3 separate regions of the Homo sapiens genome follow, and all the other regions are linked to region 1. A link is a loop called in an ENCODE intact Hi-C map of the cell type or tissue named here. Cell type or tissue: endothelial cell of umbilical vein. All regions are shown on one strand.

The links. A loop is a pair of places that touch in the nucleus more often than their neighbours do. Peaks named below come from ENCODE experiments on the same cell type or tissue, not always from the same donor. Only the 100,000 strongest peaks of a DNase experiment are listed, where the experiment ranks them.
Region 2: it touches region 1 in a loop (4-fold over the local background); 3 of 110 quality-filtered maps call a loop at or near these places.
Region 3: a loop joins it to region 1, with 4 times the contacts of the local background. A loop is called at or near these places in 2 of 110 quality-filtered maps.

Annotation. Positions count from the first base shown.
Region 1 is chr15:83,202,975-83,210,974 of GRCh38, forward strand. It overlaps HDGFL3 (HDGF like 3), which reads right to left and starts at 4,849. Exons shown (of 6, transcript NM_016073.4): 1 at 4,357-4,849. The coding sequence starts at 4,440. RefSeq lists silencers at 4,107-4,556, 4,947-5,286 and an enhancer at 5,147-5,760. In endothelial cell of umbilical vein, no CTCF peak of the experiment used is centred here; DNase peaks (open chromatin) are centred at 3,107 and 5,327; H3K4me3 peaks cover 3,080 bases; H3K27ac peaks cover 3,496 bases.
Region 2 is chr15:83,282,995-83,290,994 of GRCh38, forward strand. It overlaps BNC1 (basonuclin zinc finger protein 1), which reads right to left and starts at 1,670. Exons shown (of 5, transcript NM_001717.4): 1 at 1,536-1,670. The coding sequence starts at 1,634. BNC1-AS1 (BNC1 antisense RNA 1) reads left to right here and starts at 1,018. Exons shown (of 3, transcript XR_932542.3): 1 at 1,018-1,100. RefSeq lists enhancers at 1,061-1,561, 2,331-2,831. In endothelial cell of umbilical vein, no CTCF peak of the experiment used is centred here; DNase peaks (open chromatin) are centred at 597 and 4,767; H3K4me3 peaks cover 2,375 bases; H3K27ac peaks cover 3,617 bases.
Region 3 is chr15:82,746,360-82,754,359 of GRCh38, forward strand. It overlaps SNHG21 (small nucleolar RNA host gene 21), which reads left to right and starts at 4,205. Exons shown (of 3, transcript NR_110098.1): 1 at 4,205-4,489. RefSeq lists enhancers at 3,889-4,018, 4,309-4,378. In endothelial cell of umbilical vein, no CTCF peak of the experiment used is centred here; a DNase peak (open chromatin) is centred at 4,122; H3K4me3 peaks cover 1,788 bases; H3K27ac peaks cover 1,176 bases.

The DNA of each region.
Region 1 (8,000 bases):
CAGTATTTTGGTGAATATAAACACTCATTTCTCTTGGGTATATGCCTAGAAGAGACTGCTAGGTCACAAGGTAAGCATATGTAGATTAAGTCAGTTTTCTTAAGTAACTATCAATACACTCTACTAGCAATATTTGATAATTCTCATATAAAGTTTTTAAGTGTAAAAAAGTGCTTTAGTTAAAGCACAATAATTTTGAGGCTTTTCGTTTACATTGTTTTCTGACCTTTTAGAGTAGGGGGTAACATAAGCAGAGTGCTCACATCTCAGCGGAAGGTTTGGGTGGGGTATGGGAAGAAAACAGAATTTTGATTTCAGTTTCTTACTCTTTTAGCTAAAAAGTAAATTTTACTAGTATTTTATATGCAAGTTGACACTATTAATAGTATTCTTATTCAGATGGTTATGTTTATTCACGTTGAGTATACTGTGATTTACTGCCATTTGGTGTGTGCCCGGTTGAGCAGGATTATGGAATATCTACTTCTAACTGAACTAGCTCTCACCAAATGAACAGGTGGCTAAAAAAAAGAAAGATTCCTACACAAAAATAATATTAGTAATGTAGATGCAAGCAAACAACAAGGTAAATGTCTAAGCTGACACTTCTATTCTAGAAAATCTCTTCGGAAGTTAAGAACAATGACCATCCATCTAGTCAAATCTCACAAGAAGCAGGCAGAAAATATTCCAAAAATTAAGACTTTAAAAAATATGAACTTAACCTATAAGTAATAATAAGTATTATTACTGTTAACGATATTGTGCAATGAAAATTTTAAAACATATTGTTTTCATCATGTCATCCCTTTTAGTTTCTTTTTGTGTTTATTTTATGCTGTATATAGTAGTAACAGAAAGCACATGTATATATAAAGAAAATTTAGATATATTAGTGATGTATGCTCAAATTATTTTACCAACAGGGTACACAAACAAAAGCGATCAGAGACTCGTTTTAGCCTCAGTACTTTTTAACATTAAGCTAGCTAATCCATAACATAGATGAACTTCTAATTTTTAAAGCCACACAAAATTAGGCATACTAGATGAGAAACAGCCAGCTGCTATTTAATGTTAGAATAATACATCTGAACAATGGGGGAGAAGGAAGGAGGAGGACAGGAATCTACCAGAAAGAGGCATGAGAGTACTTTCGTAGGCACTGTTCTATACCTTGGTAGGTATTATGTCAATGTATTTATGTATTTATATTATATATATGTATCACATATACTTATATATATCAGACATATATCATATAGAGAGCTATATTTATATTATACCAATGTATACATTTGTCAAACTCACCGAATGGTACAGTTAAGGTAAGTACATTCCATTCCATGTAAATTTTACCTCAAAAGAGAAAAGGATCCATTCAAAGTATTAACCACTAGGTTAATGGCATGCATGTGTCTAGGAGTAAATTATGGCGATGTGTGCAACTTACCTTGAAATGCATTAAAATAAGAGGAACTATTATGTAGATAGAGGGAGGATATATGAACAGATGCATGAAAGAGCAAGTAGAATGAAATTTAATTGTAGAATCTAGGTGTAGATAAATGGGTCTTCACAGTTCAATTTTTTAAACTTATCTATATATTCGAAATTTTTCAGGATAAAATATTGGAAAAATAAATCTGAGTTGAAAGTTGACAATAATTTAAAATAGTGTAGTGATACAAAGGAAAGTTAGAAATTCAAAAAGGAAAAAGGTAGGAACATACAAGTACCATCACTTGGTGCTTTTAGATACTCTGTATTTGTGAGGTGAGAATTATCTTTATTTTACAGACGAGTAAACAGAAACTTAGAAAGATTACAGAACATGCACAAGGTCACAGTGTGAAGCCCAGCCAAGAGCTGAATCCAACCTGTAGGAATTCTGAATCCTCTTGACCTACATTCCTCACAAAGGGCTGCCTAGGACCAAACATCTTCCCTAGAGCAAGGAAGTTGCTTCTCCATTCCTGTATGAACCAGCTCTAATACAAAGTGCCTTCCTACAACATGTACTCTGAAATCTGTTTCTTCCTGGTTTCCCTCCTAAGTTTGAGTCCTTGGCGCCCCACAGTATCTAATGCCCACATGAATGGCCTTCGTATCAAGTGATAATATTTGAAACTTCAATAAGCAAGACTTTTTTTCCCAGTTAGCATTTTATAACATTATCATCTACACAGCTATACCTAGGTGTAAGATGGGAATAATGCCTCATAGAATTGGGATGAAAAAAATGAAAACATATGTGAAGTATACGCACTGTAAAAAAGGGGACTCAAATCTTTTTCTAACCTTTACCTTTGGAAATTGCAGCATGCCACTAACGAGAAAATAAAACTTCTTTTTTTGAGTCTTAGGTTGTTTCTTGAGGAGCTCGTTAAATGTGAATAGATACAGATTTTTCTTTCTTGTACCTATTTTATCTAAAAACTTAATTTTGTTTCCTCATTTTATTTTCCATTTTGCCTTATTTGGAATTATCACTTCCAGGAATTTTATGTACAATTAGATATACAACTAGGACCACTTCCGTAGGATTTTTCTGTTTCACAAATTACTACAGGTGGCCAACCTGTACAGGCAACATATTAATGAAATTTTAAGTCTATTTTCTTTTTGACTATCAGAAGATATTTTTCAAAGGGAAGATTTTAAAAAGCCATTATGGTACTAGGAAATGACCAACTAGTAACGGTAACCTTTAATTGGCTTTGACTGTGTTTATACACATATGGCCCTAAAGCTATACATTTCTTACTTGGCAAACAGATTCGGGGATTTTCTGAAGTCACAAATATATTCAGGGACTCCTAAAGTCACAAATCTTGCCTCTCTAAGCAATACTGTATTACAGCATAAAAAATAACCAGTTATTCTACCTTAAAAACTTTGCCTTATCTTAAGGACAATCTACAGTTCAGATGCGAAGCTATTTTCAGTCTACTGGAACCTGAATAAGACTGTTTTTTCCTCTTGATATCTGAGGTTGTTAGTGTTGGAAAGGATCCTAGAGATGATTTTATAGTTGCAGCAATGGATATGCAGACAGTTGAAATGATTAGTCCATAACAGAGCCTGAACCAGACACCAGGTCCCCCAATTCCTGGCCTAGTGTTCTTTCCATTTGACAATCATGCCAAACCAAATATTTAAAAAGTGATTATGTCCATCCATTACTTCAACTTCACTAAATTTCAGTCTGGCCACTCGTGATGTCACTTCCTTTTGTGAATGGGTGTATTTTTTTTTCTTGATCTTGCTATCTTCACTTGACTACAATACAACATTTTAGAGCTCACACTATATTTATGCCAATTTTCTCCATGACTGTTTCCGTTCCTAAAGAATACCAATATAATCTCTAGAATGCCTTGACCCTCCTTTTCACAAGATTTCTTATTTCAAGCAATCAACTGCCAACCATACAAAAATAAAAATAAAAAGGATTTCTTCTAAAACACAAAGCACACATGGCAGTGTTGTGTGTCTTCCTCAAAGAGCTTAATAAAAATTGTGAATGCTATGTATTACATGCAGACGCTTTCTAGAAAAAGAGCCCAACGACAACCTTGTTATGTAGGAAGAGAGAGCTATTGTGGACTGTAGCAGGAGGCCAAGAATAAGGTTTGAGATTCTACCTAAAACAAATATGGAGGTGGAAAGGCACAAGAAGCTTGCTGGACCCACCAGTCAGAGGTAGGCTGCAAGCTCTCGGCTATCAGAGGTCGGTTTAAAAGAACGATGGGCACCAGAGAGGCACGTACCCCAGGACAATGATAGGGCAGGCGGGGCACCGGGAATCGCGCTCAGGGAAAACTCAACAAGTCTAGAAGGCAAAGAGATGGATGAATGACTGCCAAGAGGCTCCCGCTGGCCTCTGGATGACCACTACCACTTTCCAGGATTTACTGCCCGCCGGCACTCGCCGGCTCGCGGACAGCCGCTCACCCCGCTGCCGTACCTGCCCCGACGTTCGCCCGGGACCCAGGGTATCCACCAATGACCCTGCCCGGAGCCGAAGCCTCCGTCGCAGGCCCGCTGCCCGGCGGCGTGGCTTCCCGGTCGGCACCGGCTTTCCAGGAGGAAGGCAGCGTCGGGCCTGCGGGGGCCGGACCCGCCTTCGAAAGTGGGCGGAAGGATGGCCGCCCTGGCGGAGTGCGGGCGAGGCCGGGAGCCCTTGCCTCAGCCCCGGCCCGGTCTTCTTCGTGCCGCGCCGCCCTCAGCCCTCACCACAGCCGGCCGCGAGCTGCGGGCTCGGGGCTGAGGCGATGGGGAAAGGGGGCGGGCGCGCCATCATGAAGGGGAAAATGGTGGGCGGGCGGGCCCGCGCGCGGCCGCGGTACTCACCCGGGCCGGCCAGTGCGGGTAGCCCTTCATCTTGGCGAAGACCAGGTCGCCCGCTTTGTACTCGCGGGGCCGCGGACGCGCCATCCCAGCCGCTCCCCTTCCTGGTAGTCCTTGGTCGCCGCGAAGATGCCGGGAGGCCGCCCCCCCGCGGGCCGACGAATTGCGCCGCGCTCCCCGCGGGCCTCAAGCCGGGCGGACGAGCGGCCGCTCCGACGAGGGGAAGCGGCGAGGCGGCGGCTGAGGCAAGGGGTGGGCGGGGGGCGCAGCAGGCCCGGCAAATCACGGCCCGGCAGCGGGGGAGGGGAGCCCCCGGCCGTTCGGCGCTCGCCCGCGTCCGGCCGCGCCAAGGTCCCCGCCGCCGCCGCCGCCGCCGCCGCGCGCGCTGCTCACCAGCGCCGCGTCGCCTGCCTCATGCCGCCGCTGCCGGTCTCCCTCCCGGGCTCCCGGGCGCGGCGCGAGCGCCGGGCCTCGCGTCTGCTCCGAATTCCTTCTCGGGCAGCGACCGCAAACACGATCTTATTATTGTTCTCGCGCGCGCTCAGCATCCCCCCCCCGCCCCGCTTCCCGCTTCCCGCTCCCCTCCCCTTCCCTCCCGCGCGGGCCGGTTAATTCCTAGGTACACGGCCGGCTTTCGCGGAGAAACCGAGCGCGCCAGCCCGGCTTCTCGGCTGGCGGGCGGGCGGTGGGCGCGTCCTCCCCCAGCACCGAAGCCCGCGCCGGGCGGGCGGGAGTGCCTACTCCGGAGGACGCCCGCCGCCTGCTCTCTTTTGTTCTTGGCCCGGAGCTGCCTGCCGCAGCCCAGCCAATCACCACCCGGCCGCCCCCTTCCCCTCCCGTCCGTGCCACTCTGGGGGTTCTCCCCACTCGCGCCCCCCGCTCCCACGCCCACCTCCCGCTGACTCGACCCTCTCCTGGCTACCCCCAGCCAGCCACTTCCGCGGCTGCTCTCTGGTGAGTGGGGGACAAAGGCGCTCCAGGCCTGGGGGACGGCGGCGCGAGGGGACCCTCTGCTGGGCACCAAGCTGCCGGAAAGAGCACCGCTCCGGAGTCAGCGACCTTATTGGATTCTTGCCCCAGGTCTGCCCTTAACAATGCAGTGTGACCCACCTAGGGCGAGCTATTTAATCGGAGTCATGGGAGGTTTTCTCATTTGCTGAGTGGCACAGACGGGATTCGAACCTGTATCCACATGAGTCCAAAGTCCATAAGCGATTATGTTTCTCTCTGTGTGCGTTTTCTAGGCCTGCAGTGTTTGTGAAAAGGACTTGCACTGGCCGGTCACTTGTTTCCAATCCTGGCAACCTTTTGGACAACGTTTTTGAAATTAGCATCCCTTTCTGGAGATGTATGTACATATACAGTTCATTAGCTCTAGAACATGTTCATTTACCACTATTTTACTCTAAATTCCCTAGCTGGCTGCTTTCAAAGACATTTTGAGAGTAGGAATCTTCCTAACACTCTCTTTTGTGAGGAGTAAGTAGAATAATTCAAGGAATCGTTTGGAGTCTGTCCAATGAACGAATGCTGCTTCTTTAATCATGCTGTAACCCACCTCCTTTAAGGGGTCAGCTGGCATAGCTCCTAAATGCTGCTTTCTGTGGCCCTCACCTTGTCACACGGACAGTTCTCATTTGTGTCTGTTCTCTCTCCCTTTTACAGAAGCTACAGTTTTCCCCACCATCCGCCCCCCTCTCTGGCCTTGTAGAATGGTGTGTGTGTGTTTTAACTCCTGCTCTTGTTCTGTGGTGCTGGGCTTCCTATGATGGGGCTTTAAAGTCTCTAGATTTCCTGTGGATTGTTTACTTTGTTAGCAGTGCTTTTACATTACTTTACTAATGCATTTCCTTACTACTTGCATCTCATGATTTTTCTTTTTTTTTTTTTTTTTTGGTATTGACCTGTACTCACCTGTCCTACAGGTTCGTTTTTTTCCTCTTTTCTCACTGTGGAAGATGAGTCTAGGTCCTCTTTGCCTCAGTTGTGATGATCTGCTAACATCTCTCTCTCCTAGAACCTACCGTATGCAGCTGCCATGATGTCACGCATTGCTCATGAAGCTGTAGAATGATTTCTGTATCCTCATATGTCAAACTCACATCCCTCTGACTAGCTGTCAAAGCCCTAGCTGTTGCCTGCTTGCCCCTACAGTCCAGCCTCCCTGTGGGCACGGGGTGGATATAGGGAAGAGGAGAGAAATGAGAGGGGAAAGGTTGTCAGTTGGAAGCCAACCAGGGGAGGGCAGTAAACAATGGAGGGATGCGATCACAGTTCAGGTTTAGACATTACTTTGGTGGCCAGCATGGGACTAGACTTGAGGGTGAGAGGCTTGGGGCAGGACCTGCATTGATATTCTCTCCCCAGGAGAGATAAGACAAGGGCTGAGACAGAGCTTGCCGATTCTTTGGGTGGTAGGTGGGTAGGAAGGAGGAAGAGTAGAAACTGATTCCCTGGTTTCTGGTTGGAGCAACAGGATGATTAGTTTTGACACTCACCAAGGTGCAGAAATCCATGAAGAATGGGCAGGTTTAGAGATGAGATCTTGAGTGGTTTGGGATGTGTTGAGATTTCCATGGGCCATCCAGAGAGCTAGTTAGTGGGCAGCTAAATACACAGCTTAGAGAAAGTGGTCAAGACAGAATGTAGACTTTTGAGTGATATCAGTATATAAGTGGTCACTGAAACCATAACGGAGGATGCCCAGGAAACTGTAGAATGAGAAAAGCAGTGCCCAAGTTTGGAGCCAGGTAACACCAACATCTAAGGGTCAGGTAGAAGAAGAACGTAGTGTCATAGGAGCCAAGGAGTAAAAGATTTTCCAGAAGGAAGGAAATGTCTGGGTAGATGCCACAAGGAGGTCAAGTGAGATATGGAAGGAGATAAGTCTGTTAAACCTGGTGATTGAGAAGTCACTGATGAAACAGTTGGGAACTGTTTCACTGAATGGTATTGGGAAGACACCAGAGTGGTGGATTGAGATGTGAGTAAGAGGTGAAAATGTGGAGGCAGTATAGACAACTCATTGCTCATTGCCAGCAGTGGAGAAGGAGTAGCAAGAAAGGATGAAGGAGCCAGGCATGGTGGAGTGCGCTTGTAGGATTTCTTGAGCCTGGGAGTTCGAAGCTGCTGTGAGCTGTGATCACACCACTGCACTCCAGCCTGGACAACAGAGACCTCATCTCTTAAAAAAACATGAAGGGAGAGTTATTCTGTTGTGATTTCTGGCTGGTTTTTAAAGCTAGGAGAAATTTTAGTTTGTAATGAGGAGAAGTAGCCAGTAGAGTGCATAACTGATGGAGTTTGGTAATTTTGAGAAGGTGGAAATTTCTCCCAATCTAGGCTTTGGTTTCAGGTTTGCTCAGCACACATCATTTGCCTGACTCTCAATCTTTCATCTAACCAAGTCAGACTTAATAATACACCCACATGGGCTCCCTCTGGCTGGTCATCAGGAATCGCCTAATGCTCTTGGCTAAGAGCCCATCTGTCTCTGCAGCCAGGATGGATGCACACCACCTTGTCAACACATTGTGACGGGGGATGAAGCATTGCCCTGTGGCTTTCACTGCAGACAGAGCTTTCAGACTGGTTCTTCCACTTTATGCAAAGGACTAAGCTGTGGCTATTCCAGAACAACGCTCTAC
Region 2 (8,000 bases), 80 kb after region 1:
GGCCTTCAGAGGACTGAGGCGAGCACAGCCATAAAACCAGGGGACGTTACCGAACCCCCGAGCGTCTGATGCCCCCCGCCCCCCAACCACACACAACTTCACTCACACAATTAAGGCTGGGAGATGGCATTCCACTTAACTGTCAGACTCGGAGCGGTGGCAGCCCCGCAGCCACAAAGAGATGCCTTAAATGAGAAGAACATGTTTCTACACCGCATTTGTGAAAGTTTGGCTCGGAGCTACGCGCTGATTAATATCAGATCTCCTTCACTCGCCTCGCCACAATCTTGTCACATCTGGCTGACAAATCCCGAGGAACTCCGGCAAAGCCAGGCGGCGGCGGGGCTCCGGGTCTGGGCGGCGGCTCCGGAGGAGCAGCGGGAGACCCCGCAGCGGCCTCCTCCTTCTCCGCCCGCGGCCCCCAGCCTCGCCGCCGCCGCCCGGCTCCCAGCACGGAACCGACGGGGCGCTCCCGAGACGGGCGAGCCACGCGCTCGCAGGTCCCAAGGCCAGGCTGGGCGGGACTGTTAAGGGAGCTCGAAGTCGGGGGCCGGGGGCTTCCCGTCCCGGCGCTTCCCATGCAAACCCCTGAAGGAAGCGGCAGGCGCAGCCGCGGGCTCCGCAGCCCAGGCCCACTTCCTGTCACTCCAGGAAAACCTCGGAGCGGCGGACGCGGCTCGGCCCGGCTTCCAGCCCAGAGCCCAAGCGCCTTAGCCCCGTCCCAGCGCTTTCTGAAAGACGGGCCACCTCGCGCGGAGCCGCGACAAGGACTCCAGGGTCCGCAGTGAAGCTGGTCAAATCTGCCCCGCACACGGTCAACGCTCGGTCTGTGTCCCGGAAGCTTTCGGACCGGACCTGTCTAAATAGCGACTTTCAGTCGTGGGTTTTTTGTTCTTGTGGGTTTGTTTTGTTTTTTGTTGTTGTTGTTGCTCTACAAAAGATTTGTCCCGCAGTGGACGGGAGCCTCCTCACGGCCGCCCGCCCGTCTCCGCAGTTCTCCTCAGTGACCGGAGGCTGCCGCGCGCCCCGTTCTCCAGAGAAACAATCCCCGGAGAGAAAGACGGCCAGTGTGAAATATCAGCTGTTTCACAAATTCTGAGGTAAAAGAAAAAAAAAAAAAGAAGGGGTCGACCCCCACAGGTGGAAACAGCAAGTCCTAACGTCCTGGGCTGAAGCCTGGGGTGCGGGCGGCAGAGAGTGGCGTGTAGGGTACCCGCCGAGTGCCGCCGCCGATTTCCACAGGCTGGCCCGCCGGCACCTCCGACGCGCCCGCAGATCCGGCGCGGAGACCGTTTGCCAGCTCCGGGACGTCGGGCAGGGACGGGTCCCAGAGCCCCAACCCCCCCGCCGCCGCCTCCCGGCCGGAGACCACGGTCCCTCCCGCCGCGCCTCGGGGCCGCGCTGCCGCGCAGGTAGCCAGCTGGCCCTCGGGAGGTGGCCCTCGGGTACCCACGGGAGCCGGAGCCCAGCGGCGTCCCGGGCCGCCTGCTCCGCGCACAGAGAATCCCCGCGCCCGCGGAGGGCGCCGCGCTTACCTCGGCCATCCTGCGACCGCTGCGGTGCCGGGGCTGCCGGCGCGTCTCCCGGGCCCGGGCCGCCCCGCGTCCGCCCCGGCTCGGCGGGCGCCGCCGCATCCACGCTCCGGCCGTCGGGGCGCGACCCGGCGAAGTGGGCGGCTCCCCAAGCGCCCAGGCTGCGCAGCACGATGGCCGCCCCCGCCGCGCACCGCGTGTGCCCGCACGCCCGCCCCCTGCGCCCCGGGGACGCCTCTCCGCCCCTCCCCCTGCCCCTCCGCCCACCGCGCGGTCGCCCCACGCCGCGGGCGCTGCTTCGCCGCCCGGGAGGCCGCCTCCCGCCCCGGGACCGGATAACGCCCTAAATCAGCGCAGCTGAGGCGAGGCCGTGGCCCCCGCAGACCGCGGAGACCTCGCCGGCGGCCGGCGCGGAGGTGTCTGCCCCCGCCGGGCTTGAAGGCACTTGTTGGTAAAAGACACAGACGTGTCGGTGTTTGCCTCTCCCGGGGAAGGGCGAAACGCTCTGAAGTTCTCTGGCGCTCTTCTCAGGAGATGATTCGGCCTCCCCTCCTACCCTGGGGCGCCCTCGGGGTCTCACTGCCGCGGAGGAAGAAGGCAGCGCCGCCCTCGCCTGCAGAAACCTCATTCCCGAGAAAGTGCGGGACGAGCGTCTTGGGATGTGGAAGAAGGGGGTCGCCAGGAGGTTTTCTTAAGAACTCAAAACAAGCGCCCCCCACCGCACACGCACACACACACACACACACACACACACCCCTTCCCTTGGGTGGTCTGAAGAGTCAAAGTCCCAGCTTGACCACTTTCCCAGGACAAATGGCTTTGCTCTCTGGGCCTCAGTGGCTTCAGTTGTAAAATGGGATTAAGTTTTTCGCGTCTTATTGGATGCTAGGGACGGAATGAAATGAAGTGCCCTGGAGAAGCCAACTGGAGGTGGTGGCCCCGAGAGTAGACGCGGAGGGGCTGAGGCCGCAGGATCCTGGAGCCCAGGAGCTGACGGAGATCGCCCACAGCTGCTGCAGCAGCGCCCGGGTTTCTGCTGCCCCGGGGCAGGGCAAGCCTCTCCCAACCTCTTCAGCTCCTTAAAAGGAGTCTGTAAAGGCTAGACTGGGGGGGCGGCGGGGGTCCTGCTTCCTCTTCCCTCAGTTTCTTCCACCTGCCTTGCTGCTGGTGGGGATCCTTGAAAAGGAAACAAAGCTCTTCCTTCCCTCTCTGAGAGGAAAAGGAAGATGAAGTGAGTTGCCCTCAGCCACCCAGAGTGTGCCTGGTTGTGGCTATGGAAGGCACAGGCAGGTGGAAGGCTTCTGAAGGGAAGAGAAGGGAAAGGAGGGAACAAGGTGTACGAGGAAGAATGTGTGGGTGTCTGGGCGTCCTGGCGTCCTGGGGTCCAGCGGGTCCTTCTGCCTCTCCTGGGGTGGACACACAGGTGAGTGTCCTGGGCCTGATGTGTGGCGCCTTTCCTTGTAGGCTTGAAGTCTCCTGGCCTCACGTGATGGACCTTGCCGTGGGAGGAGATTCTTTTTTTTTTTTTTCACGTGGCTAACTTCTTGATGTAGCTTTGCTAGATTCATTCCGCATCTAAACTGCTTACCTCTCATTCCTCCGTGCCCCCGTATTGAGGCCTTTCTTCTAACACCTCCTTCTCTGTTTGTTGTAACACAGTGCATCTTTGAAGGACTTTCTGGAATGTCACCACATCTCAGAAACCTTCCCTGATCCACCAAGCCTCCACTCGATGTGCTTTTGCCCTGTTGTGACCCCCAGGCACTTTTTTCTGCCTCTTTCATCGTGCCAGTAGCATTGTGTAGCCTAGTTGTGATGTGTGCTTGTCTTAATTCCTTTGGTGGTTACTCATCTTAGTGGCTTCTGTGCTATGAGATACGGTAGCAGATAAACCTCTGGTTTTGCAGTCATAGTGACCCAGGGATAGCTCATTCCTAGCAACTGGAAACTGGCTGAGGAAGTCAGCCTTCTTGGCCCCTCTTTTCTTCTCTATAAAAGCAGATATGAAAGCCTGTCTCAGGCCAGATTGGTAGGACTAAATAAAATAGTCTCTGTTCTGCAAACCCTCTCCCCCTTTCCTTTCTGCTGCATCTAAAACCAATTTCTGGATTAACTTAAATTTGTTACCTACAATAATATTGTAACCAAGAGAGATCCTTGATGACAATATTACTGAATGCCACCTATGCCTATTATAAATACACCACAATGTCTATGTCCCAGGCGGTGGCCCACTTCAATAACTTTAATCTGTCCAATTGAAAGTTTTGGTCATTATCTTTATATTAATTGCAACTAAATTATATGTGTTTTAGTAAAACTTTCTGCTAGCAACAAATATCAGAATCAACTGTGTAACTCTATTCCTGGCTACAAACACAAGAAGGATTCTGGCAGTACATAATTTGAAAACATGAAAACAAGCTGCCTCTTCCAACATGTACTGTTGGGATCGACAGATACATTTTTTTCAAATGTGACAATTTGGACCGACATATAGGGAATCAGTAGGTCGAGATAAAAATTACTAATTAATCTTTTGCAGTTTCATTTTAAATCATGTACCTGATAGTACCATGTGACCTCTGACATCAGTCCTCAAATTTATTTCTCAGGTCTGATGGGCTTCTCTGCCATTCCCTGGAAATGTTAAGTAGAAACAGGAACAGAGAAACCACCTGTGCCTGTAGACAGGAGTGTGGTACTGGCTGGGTAAAGACTACCCAGACCATCTTCCTGTTTTCCTGCTGGTTACCAGTGGGGTCTGGTATGGCCTTTCCCTCCTCTAGACCTCACCTTTTTCATCTGGCAAATGAGAGCATCTCTGAGAGCCCATCCTGCTCTTGCAAAGTCCTCACGTTTTGCTTCTATGTTTCAACCTTGCCATTTTCTTTTGTGGCAAGTTCTTTGTCTTGGCAAGTGATAAAAACAGATTGTCTTCCCTAACTTTACATTATCAAGTACTAAAAGAAACTTTATTAAAATTGGAAAGATTGAGAAGATACAAAATAATGAAATCTTTGTGACCTGATGATAAGGAGGTAAGAATCAGCTCTTCTGAGATGCAGGGCTTGATTAGGTTGCTGTGTCTCTGACTGAGGCATTTCCCAGAGTGAATGTGTTGTCACTCTCCATCCTGAGAATCAATGACAAATGCTGAGGGGCTGGGCAGGCTGAGTCAGGGGGAAGTGGGGAGGTGGGGGGCCATGTGAACCCAGAGCCAGTGCCTGTCTGAAGTGGGCAGTAGTTAACTCTACTTGTCATCAGCCAGGAATGTGGGCTCAGTTTTGCCAGATTTCTTGCGTTTTCAAGAGAAACTGTAAATGTTCTGATGTTTAAAAGTTGGCAACCAATTCAAATTTTTGATAAATACAGTATGAGTCAAAGAAAATGTTTGCGAGCTGAATCTGGCCAATGTGCTATTCATTTCCACACTCTGCTATATAGTGATGTCTTCTTGAGGCCTGGGATTGTAGCACATAATAGACGTGCAATAAATATTTGTAGTGTGAACATCACTCCTGATGGAGAACAGCTTATAACTTCCCTAAGTTTTAAATGGAATTCTCGAAAAACACACTGAGATTAGACACAACCTTTTGTGTTGGATCTGAAGTCCGCAAATGGGCAGGTAAACCTTTCTAATATTTACACCCTAGAAGACCCCCTCTGGTTGTCAATAAATAATTCTGTTAAATACAGAATAGCCTCTTCTTAGGAAACTAAATCTCACAAGCAGTTTTTCCCCAGTGGGGACAGATGAGCTTGAAAAAAATTTTAAAGAATATTTTTAATCATGGAAATCGTATTAGAAAAAAAAGCACCTTTTAGCTGTAGAGGTTTGGGCACTAACAGTGGGAACATCATGATACTACAGCAGGTCAGGCAAGCAGGTAATCTGCCTAAGGAGGTAGCCGCCTCTCACTTGAGCCCACCAGTGGCCTGGAGGAGGAGCCAGCCCTGGGGCTGTTGGCAGAAAGACAGGGTGAGGGCCAAAGGGTCAGGGCAGGCCTTTTGAAATAGCAGGGTGGGCAGAGAGCAGTGGCCCTGTCGGCCTTCTGTGGTGTCCTCTCCTGAGTCCTCCACATTCCTCTGAGGTGTCAGGAAACAGCAGGAGGCAAGAGTCACATTTGTGCCGTCACCTCCCGGCCCAGAGACATACACCTGGTGGCGGCAGGTCTGGGCACATCTGCAGCTTGGCTCGGTGTTAGAGCCTGACTAAGCAGCACTTGGGCCAAACTGGCCCCCCCACGCAGCTGTCTGCTGGGGGACAGGCTGGCCTACCACAAACCTGGCACAGGTGTCACAATTTCCCCTCTTCAGCTCCAGGGCTGCTCCCTTTTGAGGGAGAGGACATGAGGCCATCCCAAATGTGGCCCAGGGTTTTGGTGGCAAAAGATTGTTCCTGTTCCTCAATTTCTCACACAAGGCCTGGGGTTGAAGGGAGCAAAATACCCTGCAGGTCGTGCTACACAGAGGCGAATGCACTGTGCCTGGCATTTTGGGTTTTGCCAAAGATTGCCAGATCTCAAGGGGGTGGTGGGAGTTGGTGTCAGCGAGGAAGTGATAAATACAATAGTAAATTCCAAAGTGAAAACAAACCCAGGCCTGATTCGTAATTACTGCTTGCCTGAATGTGGCTGCCAGTGATGCAACTTGTGAGCCTCAGTGGCATCTTCTGCAACCAGAAAATTCTCATTTCTGAAACAGACGAAGGCTTATAATGATTTTTTCAAGTGGAATGCTTGGAGCAAATATTGAAAGTTTGGCTACCATTGTTTTGGTATGTCTGGGGTGTGTGAAGTTAGCTTCTCATTTAGGCTGTTGTCCATGGCCTTTAAACAGTCAGCAACAGTCACAAGAAGGCAATGGCTTGCCTTCCAGACAACTCATTCTTTCATCACCAAGGCAGTGGGAAGAAAATACCACAGGTTAACTTATCCCTGGACACTTTGTTTAGTAATAAGCTTGTCCAATCTAAGTTCTGTGGGCCACATGTGGTCCAGGAGAGCTTTGAATGCAGCCCAACATTCAAAGTTTAAATTCTTAAACTTTCTTAAAACATTACGAGTTTTTTTGTTTTTTGTTTTGTTTTGGTTTTTGCTCATCAGCTATCATTAGTGTTAGTGTATTTGATGTGTGGCCCAAGACAATTCTTCTTCCAATGTGGTCCAGGGAAGCCAAAAGATTGGACATCCCTGATTTAGTACTACACATGTGGAAGAAATACTTAGTTGGTGAAAATCCCTTAAACTAGGCACTTTACAGATTGAGTTGGTGAATTTGGGGCGAGTTTCATGAGGACAGGACAGGTCCTGCTTGGATGGGTTTTGGGAGGCTGGTGAACATATATCAGAAAACTTTTAAAGTTCATTATGCCTTGGAACATGGTGTCTTCTGCAGATTTAATGATCCATTATCCAAGGTGAAGGAGGATATATTTGGTTAGGTCATATTGCTTTCGGAAACTGAGGATAAAAGGGTTAGGGAAGATGGGCTATAGGACAAATTTTGAATCATTCTCACTCACTGATATCAAATGGTAAAAACATTTTTAGGGGGATAATTTTTGTATATTCTTAAGGGAAGAGAGAACTCTGCAAAAAAAATTTGAGTTACCCATTTTGTTGTTTTTGAAAAAGTAAAACCACTTTAAATGTCTGACTTAGAAATTTTATAGAAAACAGATTCCCCTTTATAGAGTTTATGTCTGATATTGAATAAAAAAATTAATTAGCAATCCAGGCTGTGCATGAAAAAAGATTATAGCAGGCAGTATGATGTGTGACTGGCCTCTTCACCCTTCCTTTCATTCCTTCTCCGCAGTGTAGCAGCTATGTTCTCTGGGTAATCAACCCCAGTCCCAGAGGTGATTGGCTCAGGTGACCCATGCCTAAACCAATCAGCACCAAGGTATTTTCCTGGGCACAGGAATTGGTTCCAGGTCGTCCAATCAGCTTAAAACTCAGAACTTTTGTTTGATGGGCATGAAATGCCGAGTTCTTTTTTTCCCATAGGGGGTGAAGAAGGATAACATGTAATCCCTGTTGTTCCTGGCATCTTGTGAATAATAAAGGGAAATCGGGCTGGGAATAGAGCTGACATGTGGAGATGAGAGCTCAGAGAATTGTAGAGAAATTCAGCTGGAGCTCTGATTCACGCCTGAAGCCTTTGGGCTTCATGGATCTGTGAAAAATTAAATCACTTTTGTCACTTAAGCCAGTTTGAGATTTTTTTTTTTTATTTTTAAGAGAAAGCTTCTCAACTGATATAGAAACTTACCTTCAGTTTTACTGGAAGATTATTCTGGATGAAGGAAGGATAAGTGACATACCAACTGTTCTCTGTCATAACAGTCTTTGTTCATTATTTGCATTTTTAGATGACATTGGTGATGGAGGATTAGGAGAGAACCTCCTGACACAGACCTTCAATCCACAAACGCTGGGTCAAGTGAAGAGATTTTTC
Region 3 (8,000 bases), 460 kb before region 1:
TGGTGGTGCGTGCCTGTAATCCCAGCTATTCAGGAGGCTGAGACAGGAGAATTGCTTGAACCCAGGAGGTGGCGGTTGCAGTGAGCCAAGATCATGTCACTGCCTGCAGTCTGGGCGTCAGAGCTAGACTCCATCTCAAAAAAAAAAAAAAGAACAAGGGCAACAAATAGAAAACAGTAACAAATATGATAGATATTAATTCAACTATATCACTGTGAGGCCGGACATGGTGGCTCATGCCTGTAATCTCAGCACTTTGGGAGGCTAAGGCAAGTGTATCACTTGAGCCCAGGAGTTTGAGACCAGCCTGGACCACATGGCAAAACCCTGTCTCTACTAAATAAATACAAAAAATTAGTGGGGCTTAGTGTGCCTGTAGTCCCAGCTATTTGGGAGGCTGAGGTGGCAGAAATCACCTGAGCCCAGGAAGTCAAGGGTACAGGGAGCCAAGATCATGTCATTGCACTCCAGCCTGGGCAATGGGAGTGAGACACTGTCTCAAAAAAGAATAATAATAATCACGTTGAATATCAGTGGTTTAAATGCACCTAAAAGACAAAGATTGTCAGAGTAAATTAAAAAAAAAAACAAGATCCAACTATACATTGTGAACAAAATAACACACTTTAAAGACAAATACAGATTAAGAGGAAATGTGTAAAAAAGAGAAAGATATACCATGTTAACACTAATCAAAAGAAAGCAGTGGGATGTTCAGGCAGTCCATGTCAAGTAAAATAAATAAATAAATAAATAAAAGAAAGAGGCCGGGCATGGTGGCTCACGCCTGTAATCCCAGCACTTTGGGAGGCCGAGGCGGGCAGATCACGAGGTCAGGAGATCGAGACCATCCTGGCTAACACAGTGAAACCCCGTCTCTGCTAAACAAAATACAAAAAATTAGCCGGGCGTGGTGGCAGGCGCCTGTAGTCCCAGCTGCTCGGGAGGCTGAGGCAGGAGAATGGCGTGAACCTGGGAGGCGGAGCTTGCAGTGAGCCAGATCGTGCCACTGCACTCCAGCCTGGGTGACAGAGCGAGACTCCGTCTCAAAAAAGAAAGAAGGGGGGCGGGGAGAGAGAGAGAGAGAGAGAAAGAAAGCAGGAATAGCTATATTAATTTCAGACAGAGCAGAATTCAATGAAGGAAAAGTTATCAGGGATAGGCCGGCCACAGTGGGTCAGGCCTGTAATCTCAGCACTTTGGGAAGACAAGGCAGGTGAGTCACTTGAGCTCAGGAGTTCAAGACCAGCCTGGGCAACATGGTAAAACCCCATCTCTAACAAAAATACAAAAATTAGCCGAGCATGGTGGCGCATGCCTGTGGTGCCAGCTACTCGGGAGGCTGAGGTAGGGGGATCACCAGACCCCAGAAGTCAAGGCTGTAATGAGCCATGAGCTGTGATTGCACCACTGCATTCCAGCCTGAGCAATAGAGTAAGACACTGTCAAAAAAAAAAAAAAAAAGAGTTATCAGGGATAAAGAGAAGCATTATGTAATGATTAAGAAGTTATTTCTCCAAGAAGACATAACAGTCCTTAAAGTGTATGTGACTAGCAACATAATATCAAAATATGTGAGGTAAAAACTGATAGAACTGCAAAGAAAAACAGATGAATCCATTGTCATAGTTGGAGATTTCAACATATTGCTATCAGAAATAAACAGATCCAGCACAAAGAAAATCAGTAAAGACACAGTTGAACTCAACAACACCATCAATCAACTGAATAATATTGACATCTGTAGACGACTTCATTTAACAACAGCAAAATACACATTTTTCTTAAGCTCATAGGGAACATTCACTAGGAGAGACTACATTTTGGGCCATAAAATACACTTTAACCCACTTAGGAGAATAGAAATTATACAATGCCTGCTCTCAGACAACAATGGAATTTAACTAGAAATCAATAATGGAAAAATAACCTAGAAATCCCAAAATATTTGGAGATTAAACAATATACTTCTAATTTACATATGAGCCAAAGAAGAAATTTCAAGAGAAATTTAAAAATATTTTGAATTAAATGAAAGTGAAAATATAATCAAAATTTGTGGGAAGCAGTTAAAACAGTGATTAGAGGGAAATTAACACCATTGAATGCATATATTAGAAAAAATGAAAGATCTAAAATCAATTTTAGCTTTCACCTTAGGAAAACAGAAAAAGAAGAGTTAATTAAATACAAAGTAAGTAGAAGAAAACAAATAATAAAAATTAGAGCAGAAATCAATGAAATTTAAAACAGAAAATAGAGAAAATCATTGAAACCAAAAAGCTTGTTCTTGAAAAAGAGCAATAAAAGCAAAACACTTCTAGTAATCTAACTATAAAAACAATTGAGAAGGCATAAATTACTAATATTAGAAATGAAAGAGGGGAACATCACTACAGATCCCATGAAGATTAAAAGGGTGATAAAAACTCTATGCCCAAAAACAAAAACAAGAAAAAAACTCTACGCTCATAAATTTGATAGCCTAAATGAAATGGACCAATTTCTTGAAAGATACGATCTGGCAAAACTCACACAAGAAGAAACAATCTGAATAGGCCTATATCTATTTTTTAAATGGAATCAATAATTGATAACTTTCAGAAACAGAAAGTACCAGGTCCAGATGGTCTAACTGGTGAATTCTATGAAACATTTAAGGAAGAAATTATGCAAATTATCTATAGTCTCTTTCAAAAGATAGAAGTAGAGAGAATCTTTCGTAACTAATTTTTTTTTTTTTTGAGATGGATTTTCGCTCGTCACCCAGGTTGGAGTGCAACGGTGCCATCTCAGCTCACTGCAACCTCCACCTCCTGTGATCAAGCGATTCTCCTGCCTCAGCCTCCCAAGTAGCTGGAACTACAGGCACCTGTCACCACGCCCGGCTAATTTTTGTATTTTTAGTAGAGGCGGAGTCTCGCCATGTTGGCCAGGCTGGGCTCAAACTCCTGACCTCAGCTGATCCGCCCACCTCGGCCTCCCAAGGGGCTGGGACTACAGGCGTGAGCCACCACGCCCGGCCCCTACCCATCCTTTAAAGGGATACTCCGAATGTCTATGAACACTCAGATAAAACTGAACTAAATTTGAATCCACTTGTACTACATTTATTTGTCAACTCTTCGTTTGTCTACTTCTTGAGAACTTTAACAGCTGTACTGGGTTGGTTAGTGTCGCCCCCAAAATTCATGTCCTTCCTGGAACCTCAAAATGTGACCTTATTTGGAAAGAGTGTCATTGCAGATGTGATTAGTCATGATCAGGTCATACTGGAGTAAGGTGAGCCTTTTACCTAACAGGACTGGTGTCCTTATAAAACACACAGAGACAGAGACACACAGGGAGTATACCATTTGATAACAGAGGAAGAGAATGGAGTAATGCAGCTACAAGCGAAAGTACACCAATGATTGCTGGCTCCCACTAGAAGCTAGGAAGAGGCAGGAAGGATTCTATCCAGAGTCTCAGAAGAAGCAAGACCCCACTGACATCTTGATTTCTGACTTCCAGACTCCAGAAAGCGAGAAAATATATCTGTTGTTTTAAGCTATCCAGTGTGAGGTACTTGGTTATGGCAGCTTCAGAAAACTAATACAACAGCAATTTCAATTTCTACTTTATCTTCCTAGCCCCAAGAGTACCATGTGGCTATTAGAGTACAGGATTATGTAGGCTCTCAAATCCCTTCCATGGTAAAAGAATGATTGGGCTTCCAGCAGTGGCCAAGAATTGCCAGACGCTTATGAGCGCCTGCTGCGAGATGCTTGTACAGTGAATGCTCAATAAAGTGGTGGCCATTATAACCGCAAGCAATGAGACTACATAAATAGTAAGAAACGAAATAGAACAAGGGGCAGCGGGAGCAAAGAGAGAAACAAGGGCAGCTGAGGAAGGAAGCCTCAATTCCCCGGAGGACATCCGCGGGCGGAGGAAATGTGAATCTGCAAGTCGTTCTCCCAGACCCCGCTTAACGATTCCCGGCCCTTTCTCCACTCCCTACAGCCCTCGGACCCAGCAACAACCGGATCCTGTGCAGGTCTTCCCTGAGTCCAACGCGATTCTCCTGGATAACGTCAACCAGCTGAGCGATTCTGAGCCTGCGCGAAGCTCCTCGGCGCTTCCAGTAATGTCACGCTGGTGCGTGGGGCGGGACTTCCTCTCACGCGCAGGAAACGAGAAGGGCTTTTCCGCCGGAAAGAGAGTGGATTTACTAGGAAGGTGGGACGTTGGAGGGGTGGCCGCATGGAGTGAGTACTGTCTCTGGCCACCGAGCAGAGCCAGTGACAGCAGCGTCCTGGTAGGCAGGCAGGCGTATCAGGTTTCAGAGGATGCGGCTGGGAACGGGAGTAGAGGTGAGGGGTCGTTGCATCTGTCGCGGTGTGTATCTTTTGGGGGTTCAGCGCCACCAGCGACTTGGGCCTCATTCATCGCGCTTACATTTCTCCACCTCATTTGAAGAACGAGCTTCGTAGCCCACGGAGCTGAGGTTAGTATAAATGTGGAAGGGAGAAGTATGCACTCACCAGACTAAAGTTTACAGTTTTCACATAGGTTGTGCTGTTCTGTGTCCCATAAGGGCCTGCGAGAACCCAGACATTCTGAATCGGTGACGCCTGCTGGAGGCAGCAACACCTGTTGCATTAATTTTAGAACACACACACACGGAGTTGGTAATTCTTAAGCTTCCTGAATCTGCTGGCGGTCATTTGGTGTCAGAAGCAGAGCAAAGCCATCTTGGTCATCTCCCTCCTTTTAGCTTAAACCGAAGCATGATGGGGGAGATAGGCCGAAAGTTATACAGCTTGTTAATAACAGAGCCGAGAGTGAAAGCGCGATTTCTTCATTTTTAGCCCGGAATTATTTGTTGTACACCATACTGTTTCTTTGCATTGCTAGACAATTCGTCTTTTTTTACGAGGTTGACGGGGAGTTGCAAGGAGGAGTGAAAAGGGTGGTAATGTACATCTACATACAGTATAAATCCATGAAAGGCAAAATCCGTGTGTGTTAGGAGTTAGAACTGTGTCAGTCATCTACATCTTCCATAGTTTGTAGATGGAGATGAGTCTGTCACGTCGCTCTGTCATTTCCCTTTTAGCAACAGATGTGTAGTAACAATATGTGAAGAAGGAACTTTCATTGCCTGTTACATACATTTACACAGAGCGGCCTGGGGTTCACTGAGCAAGCTATGTGCTCACCCTAGAAAACTGATTCTGTAGAGTGCACTGCAGTCAAACCTCAGCTGTTTTAAGTAATCTTACATTTGGTGCTTGTGTGGCTTAAGTGTCTTGTGCATTATTGCAGTCATCTCTCTCATGTTATGAAATGGAAATGTGTTGTAGGAAAGTGGCAAGCCTGTGAAGAAAGTAAGTGAGCCTGAGGCCCAGAAAACCATACATTAGCAAATACTGAAAAACTGTTCACATCACATAGGGGGTATCTGAAGTACTGAGGAGCTCATTTAACCGGATGTTCATTGTGGGGAAGCCATGAATAGCCTCCCTCTCCTGGGTTCAAGCGATTTTCCTGCCTCAGCCTCCCGAGTAGCTGTGATTACAGGTCCATGCCACCATGCTCGGCTAATTTTTGTATTTTTAGTAGAGACAGGGGTCTCACCATGTTGGCCAGGCTGATCTCGAACTCCTGACCTCAGGTGATCCTCCCACCTTGGCCTCCCAAAGTGCTGGGATTACAGGTGTGAGCCACCGTGCCTGGCTCCTATATAAACAATTTTCAAACTTGTTGGTCTCAAGAGCCACTTAACAGTTATTGAAGACTCCAAAGAGCTTTTGTTCATATGAAAATAGTTTTGACTTCACTAACCCCCAGAAGGGCTTTCAGAAGCCCCCACAGAAACCAACTTTTAAGAACTACTTTATGCAGATGTTTCAAAGACATTTTAGATTATGTAGAGGAATGATTGCTGTTGTGATTGTGACATAAGCAGAAGTATCAACTTAAAAATGCAACAACAAGCACAGTAGCTTGTATTTCCAGTAGCTGTATAATTCCAGGCACAGAGAACACAAACAGATGTCCATTTTTAATTCTTTTCTTGTTTTTTTTGAGACAGGACCTCACTGTCACCCAGGCTGGAGTGCAGTGGTGCAATCACAGCTCACTGGCAGCCTCGACCTCCTGAGCTCAAGAGCTCCTCCACCTCAGCCTCCTGAGTAGCTGGGGCCACAGGTGTGTGCTACCACCCTGGCTAATTAAAAAAAAAAATGTTTTGTAGAGACAGTGTCTCTCTGTGTTGCTCAGACTGGTCTCAAACTCCTGAGCTCAAGCCATCCTCCCACCTTGGCCTCCTGAAGTGTTGGAATTACAGGCGTCAGCCACTGTGCCTGGCCTGTGATATTTTTCTATGCTTGGAAAGTTTATTAATCAGCTAGGATACTTCTCTACAAAAATACACATATATAACTTGAGATTTAAACTTTTCTCAGCCAGCTGTGGTGGTTCACACCTGTAATCTCAGCACTTTGGGAGGACAAGGTGGGTGGATCACTTGCGCTCAGGAGTTTGAGACCAGCCTGGGGCAACAGGGCAAAACCCCATCTCTACAAAACTGCACCCAGCTATTTTGTATTATTTTTATCTCGTTGCTTTTTTTTTTTTTCTTTTTCTTTCTTTCTTTTTTTTTTTTAGTGGTTTCAGGCAGTGGTTCAGACCAGCTGCTAGAGAATCATGGGCTAAGAAGAGAAGACTACCAATTTAGTAGATTTGGACATGGACAAGCCACAGGCAGTTTCTCTTCTCACTCTCTTGGCCAGTCATCTCTTGCTCACCTTCCCCTGCCAGTAGCCAGTAGCATGTGACAGCCTCTATATTCCATCTCCCTTTTCTCCCTCTTCCAGAACTAAGATGAGTTTTCAATGGATAACTGTACAGAAACATACCCACTGCTGAGTTTATAATAAATAGGTAAATGGTGTTTAAAATGCCTTCTGTAGGAATCCTTGGTAGATAGTTATATGTGGTTGTTTTTTGGGAAGTTGGCTTGAGGTTCTTTGAAGGGCTGGGAACGTGTATTTCTTTTGCGTGTGCCTGTGTGTGTCAAAATTTTATATGTTCATCAGTGCTCTACACGTTCAGAGAAACGTTTCCAATAACGAACCATAGAATGATCCCTGGAGCATAGGATCCCACTGTTTGAAAATTCTAGCCATCGATCACTTTATAAGAAAAGGATGAAATTTCAAACAAGGAGTTTGTTTATCTGATTTCCACCCTACAGATAATATATAAATTTGGCCAAAGTTGTTTGGGGAAGAGGGGCTGTTGTTAGGTACTGAGCTATAATACTTTGTTGCTTTGTATCACTTTTAAAAGTGACTTTTAAAGATACTTGACATTTGAAAAGGAATCACCTTTGATCTTTCTAAGTCCCTAATTTGACATTACCTTTATAGCATATAATTTATTCCATAAAGTCTTAGATCCTGAAACTAGTGGAAAGCCAAATACTCATGTTGTGCTATAAATATAGGATTGACAGTTAAGCTTACTCAGTAGTCAAGGGGGCGGCTTTCACTCACCAGCCTCCAGGGCATATGAACCAAATTTATGATTCAGAACATTTAAAATATACATTTTGAAGATCTTTGGGCTCTCTTAAGTATAGTCTAACTATAATAAATATTAAACATGTCAAAGGTCTCTTGCAGTGTTGGGAAGAGCATTCTAAACCACATACATCTTTCCCATCCCCAGATTGTTCTGTGTCCCCTCCCACTCTTCCCAGATTAGAAGTCACCATGGAGCACTATTAGTAATGGGACTCTGTATCAGATCTTTAAGGTGTATTGGGACAGAAGAAAGGTTGATATTTTGGGGTTGTTTGTTTTTTTTGAGACGGAGTTTTCACTCTTGTTGCCCAGGCTGGAGTGCTATGGCGTGATCTTGGCTCACTACAATCTCCGCCTCCCTGGTTCAAGCAATTCTCCTGCCTCAGCCTCCTGAGTAGCTGGGATTACATGCGCCCACCACCATGC